Linked DNA regions of Homo sapiens: all the other regions are linked to region 2. The links are chromatin contacts, found by Hi-C or POLR2A ChIA-PET in ENCODE. All regions are on one chromosome and are shown on one strand. The core of a region is the stretch at or near the end of the contact, and the rest is flanking DNA. Distances in the headings are between cores, read along the strand shown. Region 1 overlaps RUNX1 (RUNX family transcription factor 1). Region 2 overlaps RUNX1 (RUNX family transcription factor 1). Region 3 overlaps RUNX1 (RUNX family transcription factor 1).

What was found. Hi-C counts contacts between places; a loop is a spot of excess contacts on that map. ChIA-PET counts read pairs that join two places held with the same protein, here RNA polymerase II (POLR2A). Pooled maps may share reads with other maps.
Region 1: a loop to region 2 is called in a pooled map, with 3 times the contacts of the local background. The contact joins two enhancer-like sites. A Hi-C loop is called at or near these places in 6 of 50 pooled maps. POLR2A ChIA-PET finds 5 or more read pairs at or near these places in 2 of 52 experiments (PC-9 and activated CD4-positive, alpha-beta memory T cell).
Region 3: a pooled map shows a loop between it and region 2 (4-fold over the local background). The contact joins two enhancer-like sites. A Hi-C loop is called at or near these places in 6 of 50 pooled maps. POLR2A ChIA-PET finds 5 or more read pairs at or near these places in 2 of 52 experiments (H1 and activated CD4-positive, alpha-beta memory T cell).

The regions. Positions count from the first base shown.
Region 1 is chr21:34,864,348-34,867,047 of GRCh38, forward strand. The region is part of intron 5 of RUNX1 (RUNX family transcription factor 1); the gene reads right to left. All of the region lies in intron 1 of RUNX1-AS1 (RUNX1 antisense RNA 1), which reads left to right. Among named protein-coding and RNA genes, the nearest start is that of RUNX1-AS1, 29 kb to the left of the region's middle. RefSeq lists enhancers at 953-2,152, 1,423-1,592, 1,633-1,912. Within about 2 kb of position 1,309, at least 17 of the 41 ENCODE cell types and tissues checked have a DNase peak (open chromatin) inside an H3K27ac peak, as active enhancers do.
Region 2 is chr21:35,025,557-35,028,256 of GRCh38, forward strand. All of the region lies in intron 2 of RUNX1 (RUNX family transcription factor 1), which reads right to left. Among named protein-coding and RNA genes, the nearest start is that of RUNX1-IT1, 13 kb to the right of the region's middle. RefSeq lists enhancers at 1,116-1,618, 1,272-1,416 and a cis regulatory region at 1,335-1,352. Within about 2 kb of position 1,300, at least 18 of the 41 ENCODE cell types and tissues checked have a DNase peak (open chromatin) inside an H3K27ac peak, as active enhancers do.
Region 3 is chr21:34,806,757-34,809,456 of GRCh38, forward strand. All of the region lies in intron 7 of RUNX1 (RUNX family transcription factor 1), which reads right to left. Among named protein-coding and RNA genes, the nearest start is that of RUNX1-AS1, 28 kb to the right of the region's middle. RefSeq lists enhancers at 514-1,713, 1,227-1,296, 1,575-2,085, 1,600-2,099, 1,913-1,981 and a cis regulatory region at 1,933. Within about 2 kb of position 1,360, at least 23 of the 41 ENCODE cell types and tissues checked have a DNase peak (open chromatin) inside an H3K27ac peak, as active enhancers do.

The DNA of each region.
Region 1 (2,700 bases), core at 59-2,558, 160 kb before region 2:
GAAATCACAGGAGAGCAAGGGAGGGCAGGTTGGCTAAATAGCAACGGCCCCAAAATGGGCTTTTCAGGACCCAGTGCAGGGGTGGAAGGATGGGGCTGCTGCCGAGAGGGCCGGTGTTTCTGTTGGCAGCCTGGAGGATCCAAGGCTCCCTGAAGCACTCACTGGCCTTGGTCTGGTGAGGCCAGCAGAGGCTTTGGTCAGTGCACAGATGGCCCCAGCACTGATCCTGTGTGTGCTGCTGGAAGTCGGCAGCTCTTGGTTCCAGAGGGGGCCACCACGGGGTCACAGGGTGGCCTGCATGGAAGGAAGCCAAGGAAAGGGGTAAACAAGGGGTAAACACCAAGTCCTTCCTCCTGCTCACTGAACCCTGACCACCACAGCAGCATCAGTTCCAGCCAGGGCTTGGGTTCCAGGAGGACCATTAGAAGACCATTAGAAGCACCAAACGACACTCATACTGAATAAGAAGGTGAGAACAAAAAACAACAGGGCAGATGAGGTTTGTCTTGATGTAGGCTTGGAAGCAGTGAGAGAGAAGAATTCCATATAAAATCCCATGAAGGTGGAAACACAGTGGTGATTCATTCAGTGTGGACTCTCAAGGCAACCTACTTAGGTTCAAAACCTCGCTCTGCCACTTGCTAGCTGTGTGACCTCAGGCAAGTTACTTGACCTCTCTGGGGCCTCAGCTTTGTCATCTGTAAAAGGGGGTTAATAACAGTCATTCCATCTCGTAGCATTGTTCTGCAGGTTAAATGGAATGCTGAATATACAAGCAGAGCACAGGGAAAGGTCTCAGTAAATGTCAGTGGAATGATCATTAAAGACATGATAAAGGTGATTCCACAAAGACCAGAGCTGTGACAGATCCCGTAAGAAGGAGCTGGGGATGAAGTAGGCACTGACGTCTGACATGAGGAGGGGTTTTGTGCGTGTGTGTGTGTGTGTGTGTGTGTGTGTGTGTGTGTGTGTGTGTGTTCAGCAGGTGATGGGGCTGCTACCAGGCCTAAACGCAACTTGAACTTCAAGTTCAAGTTCACTCCTGCCCCGCCAGCTGGCGACCTTTGTAAGGCACAACTGTGAGTGGCTGATATGCTATGTAAACAAGCCAGGCCAGTGCTCCTCACTGCAACATGTGTTGTCTCCCTCGACGCCAGTGTGTCCATCCAAATGCCAGGGCAAAATACTAACTGCTTTATTTAGTTGGGAAGAAGGTCAAGGGGTGAGTCTTCCTGGACACTCGCTGCCATGACACACTCCCCAGGGCCAGTCAGCGGGGAGGCCCCAGGTCTAGGCTTGATTAGTCTTGACGTTGGCGGCCCTGGGGCTGGTGAACTCTGACAGCCAATTGTGGTCAAATAAAGCCACGGCTGGAACCTGCAGTTCCGCATGGCCCAGCGCACTCTCCACTTCCTCACCACATCTGGGAAGTGGCTAAACCTCAGGATTGCTTCAAATGTGCACACTGCTCCCCAAAGAGCTGAGGGTGGCAAGGAGATTACAAAGCAAAAAGACATGCAGCTCGGGGTCATTTCTTGCCTAGGTGTGAAGAACATATTTAAAAGTGCATCCAGGCCACATCAGAGCAGAATCCTCCTATAACACCCCGTGTCTGACGGGCGAGCCCCGACTCCTGTTGTGACTCGGCCTCCTCAGGTCTAGTTTGCAGGTATCCCCGGTCTACCTGAGTTGGCTCTGCAGCAGACTCTGTTCCTGTCACTCTCCTTAGTGTAGGTCTGTAAGCATGAGTCATCTTCTTCTTTTGGGGACAGTTTCAGGGGATGTGAAACTTGCCCTTTGTCACGCAAAGGAAGGCTGCAGACACAAAGGAGCCGTCTGCCCTGGGGGCTCAGAGTCCTTAGGAAACACAATCGCAACATTTTTCACTCTTGTGTTTGTCTGCAGGAAAGCCAGTTGTGCCCAGAGTCTTGAAACGCCCAAAGAGTGAGAAAGGAAAAATAAAAGAAAAACATCGCAGCTTTTAAAAACCAAGAGAGTCAGTGAAGGCTCAGGTTCTGCTCTTTGCAAATTCAGGAAATCCCACAAGATCCTGAAAGGTTGCAGGGAGATTTCTCCTTTTACAATAGATGGCTTTGGGTCTAATTTTAATTGCGGATAACTAAGTATAAAAATTAACGTACCCTCGGATTCCAGGAGTAGTCTGCATTTGGAGTATTTTTTATGAAGTATTTTTAATTTTGATTTCTCACTTTTCCACTGGAACAACCTAACAGCCAAAATTCATGCTTATGCTCCTCTTCCATTTCCTTACCCAAACATTTGCCACTATTTTTGACAGTGGAGTTGTATAATTAATTTATTTGGGGATTTCTGGACGGGATACAAATCCTTCAACTTGCACATAATTTCCTGATTCTCCATGCTGAATTGAATTAAGATGTCGGCGTACTGTATATACTTGTGTGCAAAGTGCCTGTATTTGCAGATTGCTTGATCCAATCGCACTCACATCACACATGCAAAATGCAGACTTGAGGCCTAAGCTACTGGCACCAGGACTACCCTCAAAAGTCAGACTGAAAATCAGGTCCTTAGAATATAGAACTCAGTTTTCCATGGAAATGGCATTTGTTTGGAATTATGGATTGTTTGAAAAATAGCTGTTTTACTTGGAGAAAACCGAAGACATGCAAAGCATTTTCTCTGGAGATGTTCTATGAAAATGAGTTGTTTGAGGAC
Region 2 (2,700 bases), core at 50-2,549:
CTGAGTTTTCCTCCTTTATGTCACCATAAAGTTGAGTTATTCATTATTAGGGTCTATACATGAGTAGCCAAAATATACGGGTCTCTATATTTAGGTCAAGGGGCCTTCAGCAGGAGAACATGAATAATTAGGAGTGAGGCCATGAGACAGAGGAAGAAAAGCTCATAGGAATGGGAAGACAGCCTCTCAGATGAGAGGTGTGCGGAGTGATTGCTGTGAGGAATTGCTCAATAGGAAAGTTAGCCAACCTGAGGACGTTTCTAGGGGAGGAAAAGGGAAACTCATATGGTTCTCTGCTAATTCTTAAAAATAAGGTAGATTCTTACTCATCTAGGGTGCTTGCTCGTTATGAACACAGGAAGATTAAGGAATGAGTATGGACTGTTTCTACTCTATGTTTTCGGACAAGAAGAATAATAAAAAAGCACTGGGTAGCTGGAACAACTGCAGAGGCCCCAACAATGATGGAGACTTTCTGGTGCACCGTGGCACAGGGGTCTCTTCCAAAGGGACTCAATCAACCCCAACAGGCATCATCTTCTGTGACTCAAGATGTCCTTTTTAGGAGTGCTTGTACTTTTTAATGCTCAGAGAAGTTCGTATTACTGATTCGGGAACACTGAGTTTTTCAGCTCCTGTAAAACTATTTTCAGGTTTATTTTCAAGTACATTCTTTACCTCGGGGGGTCAAATCTTTTGGTTTCCAGTGAATATCGTGGTTATACCTGTGGTTACCCACTGACTTCTCATCTGCCTAGCTTATCTGATAACAGGCAAATGGGGAAAGAGGCTTTAATACCCCTCAAAAGGGGAAGATTGATAATTAGTTATTCACCGCATAGAATCAGGCCAGGTCAACTCTCTCCAAGAAGAAAAGCAATCTGGATATTGCACTTTGGGGTCCCTTTTCATTTTGGCATTACAGGCCTCATGAGGATGTAGTCTTTCTGTATTTCTTTCTTTCTTTTTAAATTGTTATTTATTTATTTATTTTAACCAGGTCAAAGCATTACATACTGCAGAAGAGAAAGCAACTTCAGCTTCTCTTAAACGGTGTCATTTTCATGACAGCTCGTAAATTTTGGCCTCCTATGGGTCCAGGATCTGCGCGCATCCGCCCGGGGACTTGTTGGTGGATCCATCCCTCATGGCGGAGCAGCAAGGGGATCCTTTAGAAAAAGCAATGGGCGAAGTAACTGAAAGAGCGACGCAGAAAGCAACAGCCAGAAACGGCGGGGACGCGAGCGGCCCAGACAGGAAGGGAGGCGGTGGCGCAGCTCTGGTGCGCAGCGCGCCGCAGCGACGGAACTTCTGCAAAAGCTGCCTGCCCGCGCGTTATCAGCGGCGCGCAGGCCTGTGGTTTTCTCGCTCTCGCAACCCTGCTTTAACTGCCGGTTTATTTTTCGACAAACAGGATGCCTCCATCTGAGGCTGTCAGCATCCCAGGCTCTTTGAAAGAAAAGAAGTAGAGCGGCCCCACCCTAGAGGCAAGGACGGGGTCTGTGTCAAGAGGCTTCCCAGAGAAGTGAAAACTCTGCAGGTGCAGCCGCTGGGAGAGCATCAAGAAGGGCAGGGTGGAGGGGCAGGGGGCGAAGGGAGGGGGTGAAGCCCGCACCCTACCCCCACATGAAACTGATTCCACTACCCCATCTCTGCAAGCGTCCAGAGGCAGAGAGGCCAACATTTCGGGGACAGCTTGGAGGCGGGAGATTTAGGCAGGGCTCCTTAAACTTTTATGTGCATGAAAATCAGGCCAATCACGGGGCTCTTGAGCAAATGGGGACGATGATTCAGCAGGTCTGGGCTGAGGCCTCAGATTCTGCACTTCTAACAAGTTCCCAGGTGGTAGTGATGCTGCCAGTCCAAAGACCACACTGTGAATAGCAAGGCGTCGTCGGGACAGTCTGCTTTAGAGTAAAACCTAATAGATGTGCAAATATTTAAACCAAGCTGTATTTATTCCTGAGGCCCTGGTTTAACTGGAGCCACCTTGCTAATGGAAAATGGAAAATGAAATTCCTTTAGGTTCCAAAGGGAAGGAAAGTTTGAAATGGTTAAGGTATTTAAAAAATCCTAGTTGGGAGTGGCCTTGGGGATTCGGGAGAGTTGAAGTTAGGTTCTGAGCCAAGAGATGGGGGAGGAAGGGTGGGATGTGGCAAATAAATATAAACACACACACACAAACCCCAGCCCAACCACAGGTTCTTTCCTATCAATGAAACATTTGCATCTTGCAGGTAGAACTCACACGTGTCCACATTTTTCAGAAGTTGAATGGTTTTGTGTAATGGTACAGAATTTGGAGCCCATATTTGAATATTCTAGATCCAATGTTATCTCAGACTGGCTTTAGGATCTTGTGGCCTACATTTAAAAATGCATGTTTCTGAGTCATGTTTAATTAGTAGTAGTATCTGAGAACTGAGAGACTAGACTAAGAAATCCATGGTATATGAATAAAATCTCCAGACAGCAGCTAGAACATAGAGGTCCCTCCAGAGGCAGTGCCAGTTGTCAGCTGTAAAAATAGGTTCTGCTCAGTTTTGCTTAGGCCTGAAGTTTCCTGAAGATTTCATTTAGACTTCATCAAAACCAGTCAAAGACTTCCTGTTACAGAAAGGTTCTTAAAGTATGGCTGGGACTACAGGGCTATTAAGATGCAGATTCTTGGGCCTCTCTGCCTCACTCATCATGGTTTCT
Region 3 (2,700 bases), core at 110-2,609, 220 kb before region 2:
GAAAGCATACAAAGTATTTTCTCAGACCACATGGATTTAAATTAAAAAGCCAATAATAGATAACTGGAAAATCTCCAAATATTTGGAGATTAAACAACATACTTCTACATTAGACATGAGTCAAATAAAAAGTCTCAAGAGAAATTAAAAAATGTTTTGAACTAAATGAAAATACAACTTATTACAATTTTTGGATGCAGATAGAACAGTACTTAGAGGGAAATTTATAGCATTGAATACATATATTAGAAAAGAAAGATCCAGAATCAGTCACTGAAGCTTCCACCTCAGGAGACTGGAGAAAATAGCAATACAGACCTCAAGCAAGCAGAAGAGAAGAAATAATAAAAATTAGACTAGGAACCAGTGAAATTAAGTACAGGAAAATAATAGACAAAATCAATAGAACAAAATATCTTGTTCTTTGAAAAGTTCAAAACATCCCTCTTTGTCCTCGTGCTCCCCACAGGCGCTGGGAGAAGATGGATAGAGACCCCTCCCGGCCCTCCTCTGACTGTCCACTCTAGGGTCTTTTAAACACCCACCCTCAGAAGCTGGGTTTCCAACAGCACCCCTTGAGCGGTGGCACCCTTCATCCTGGGCTTGGAGAAGGTTATAGTTAGAAAGCCCCTTCCTTGATTGTGTGGCTGACATCTTTAAAACGCCAGGTCTTTCAGTCATCTCTCAGAGCTATTTAAAAATAAAAGTCACATAGACCACAGGGTTCTACCATCTATTTTTGAAAAAGGCAAATCAGCTTGGTGAACATATAAACCCTAGGGGCAGCCCTGGTTATTTCCCTGGAGGAATTTTTTCCCTCCTTCATCCTGGAGGAAGGTAGGGACGTTCCCAGGGTTCCCTCCAGATTCACCTCAGTCATGGGGAGCTGGTGTAATGCCCTCTTGGAGACCTCAGAACACACAACAGGATGTGACTCAGGACTCAGAGATGTGAGTCAGTTTCCAGGGTGATGTGTTAGGGCGAGCCCCAGTGGTGGTTTGCATCTCACTGTCTGGGACCCCTGGGAAGAAAGGCCTAGGCTCCCCTTGCAGACAAAGGGGGTGACCCCAGATGCTTCCCAGCATCACATCTGTCAGAGGTGTGTGATGTCAGGGGCCTTTCAGAGTCCCTGGGGGTGGGTGACTCTGCTCTGAAAGGGACATTTCCCTGAAAGTTCCACTGTCTTTGAGAAGCAGTGTTTCCTCTGGCCTCTGCAGCAGGGAGCAAAGCTCCGGCACAGCACAAGTAAGAAGAGCAGTCACCTATTCCTACTACAGGTACCCCCAGGTAGCAGACACCGGCTCAGCACACTGTTGCTATATCATTGAAATCCCATGATAACATGAGTCAGTCAGCACCAGCTCTGGATCCTGGAAAAAAGGGAGGTTGTGAAACAGCTCCAGGATTTGCCAACCGTTCGTCTCTGGCCGGCTGCAGACATCTTGGTTAGTCATGTGTAGCTCAGATGCATTCGTTGTTCCAGCAATTACTTTGAAGAGAAGCAGACAGACCAAGCCGGGGCAGAACCCTGCCTGGGTATGCTGTTTTAAAGGCCTCAGGTTTTGAGGGATCCCATCCTCACTGCCGACCTGCCAGCCTGGGAGGTGGCAGGCTGCCTGCGGGAAGGAAGAAGGGAGCCCTGTGTCCGCCTCTCCACCACTCCCTGCTTCCGGGACCCGTATTCATCACCTCGCCGGGGAAGCTTTGTGGCTTTGTGGTCAGGGCCCTGTGAATCAAGAATGCTGGTTCCTCACATCAGGCCGCCCCCAACCCTGCTGGTTCACCCTGGAGTCCTTTTCTTTTCAAACCTCTGTTTCCTCACCTCTAAAAATGGGGGTAACCAGGCTCACTTGCCTCACAGGTGTGAGAGTTAATTAATGTTTGTGGGGCAGCTTTGAGATCCACAGATGAAAGGTGCTCTATAAACGCAAAATGCAATTCCTCATTAGCACTGTCAGACGGTTCCCAGGGGAAACAGTTCACCCTGCACCACGAGGCTGCTACCCTCAGCCAGATGAGTCTGAGACACGTCTGGGAAAGGGCTACGTATTTAGGCAGAGTGCTTTTGGAGGGAGGGTTCAAGGATAGGTCACTAGCTTCCAGAAAAGATGGGTGTTTTTAGAACATGTCTCATTCTCAGTTGGCATCGTGTCCCTGAGGCAGAGGGAGAGTGGCCTTCAGTGCACACAGCTGGAGGGACCATAGTTCAGAGGGAACAGAAGGCACCTTCTGGTTTCTGCTGCCTCCTCCCTTGCAGACAGATTCTTTCTCTGTACTTTGTTAAATAAACATTTGTTGCAGACATCTTTTCCATAAGGATCTTCTGCACTGTGCACTTTCTGCACCTCTGCCCCCCGTATACAACTTTCCAGGCCTGAAGGAGCTCTACAGACAGGTTGGGTACATTCCTGCAACACCAGCACATCATGGATGTTTAGATTCTTCTATGGCCACCCTATTTATTTCCTTCCACTCCTCCATGTCCTTCTTCTCCAGGAGGGTAAAGACAACTTTCTGCTCCCTTCTACTCCTCTGGCACCTTTGCCCCGCTTAGTTCCTTGAAAAACATGAGCCAGAAATATTGTGTTGAGGGCTGGGATATCTCAAGCAGCCTCCATCCTGAGACTGGACCCTTGGTGGAGAATGAGGATACTCACTCCAGTAAAACAAATCACTGACACCTCAAGTGGGAGCTGGGAA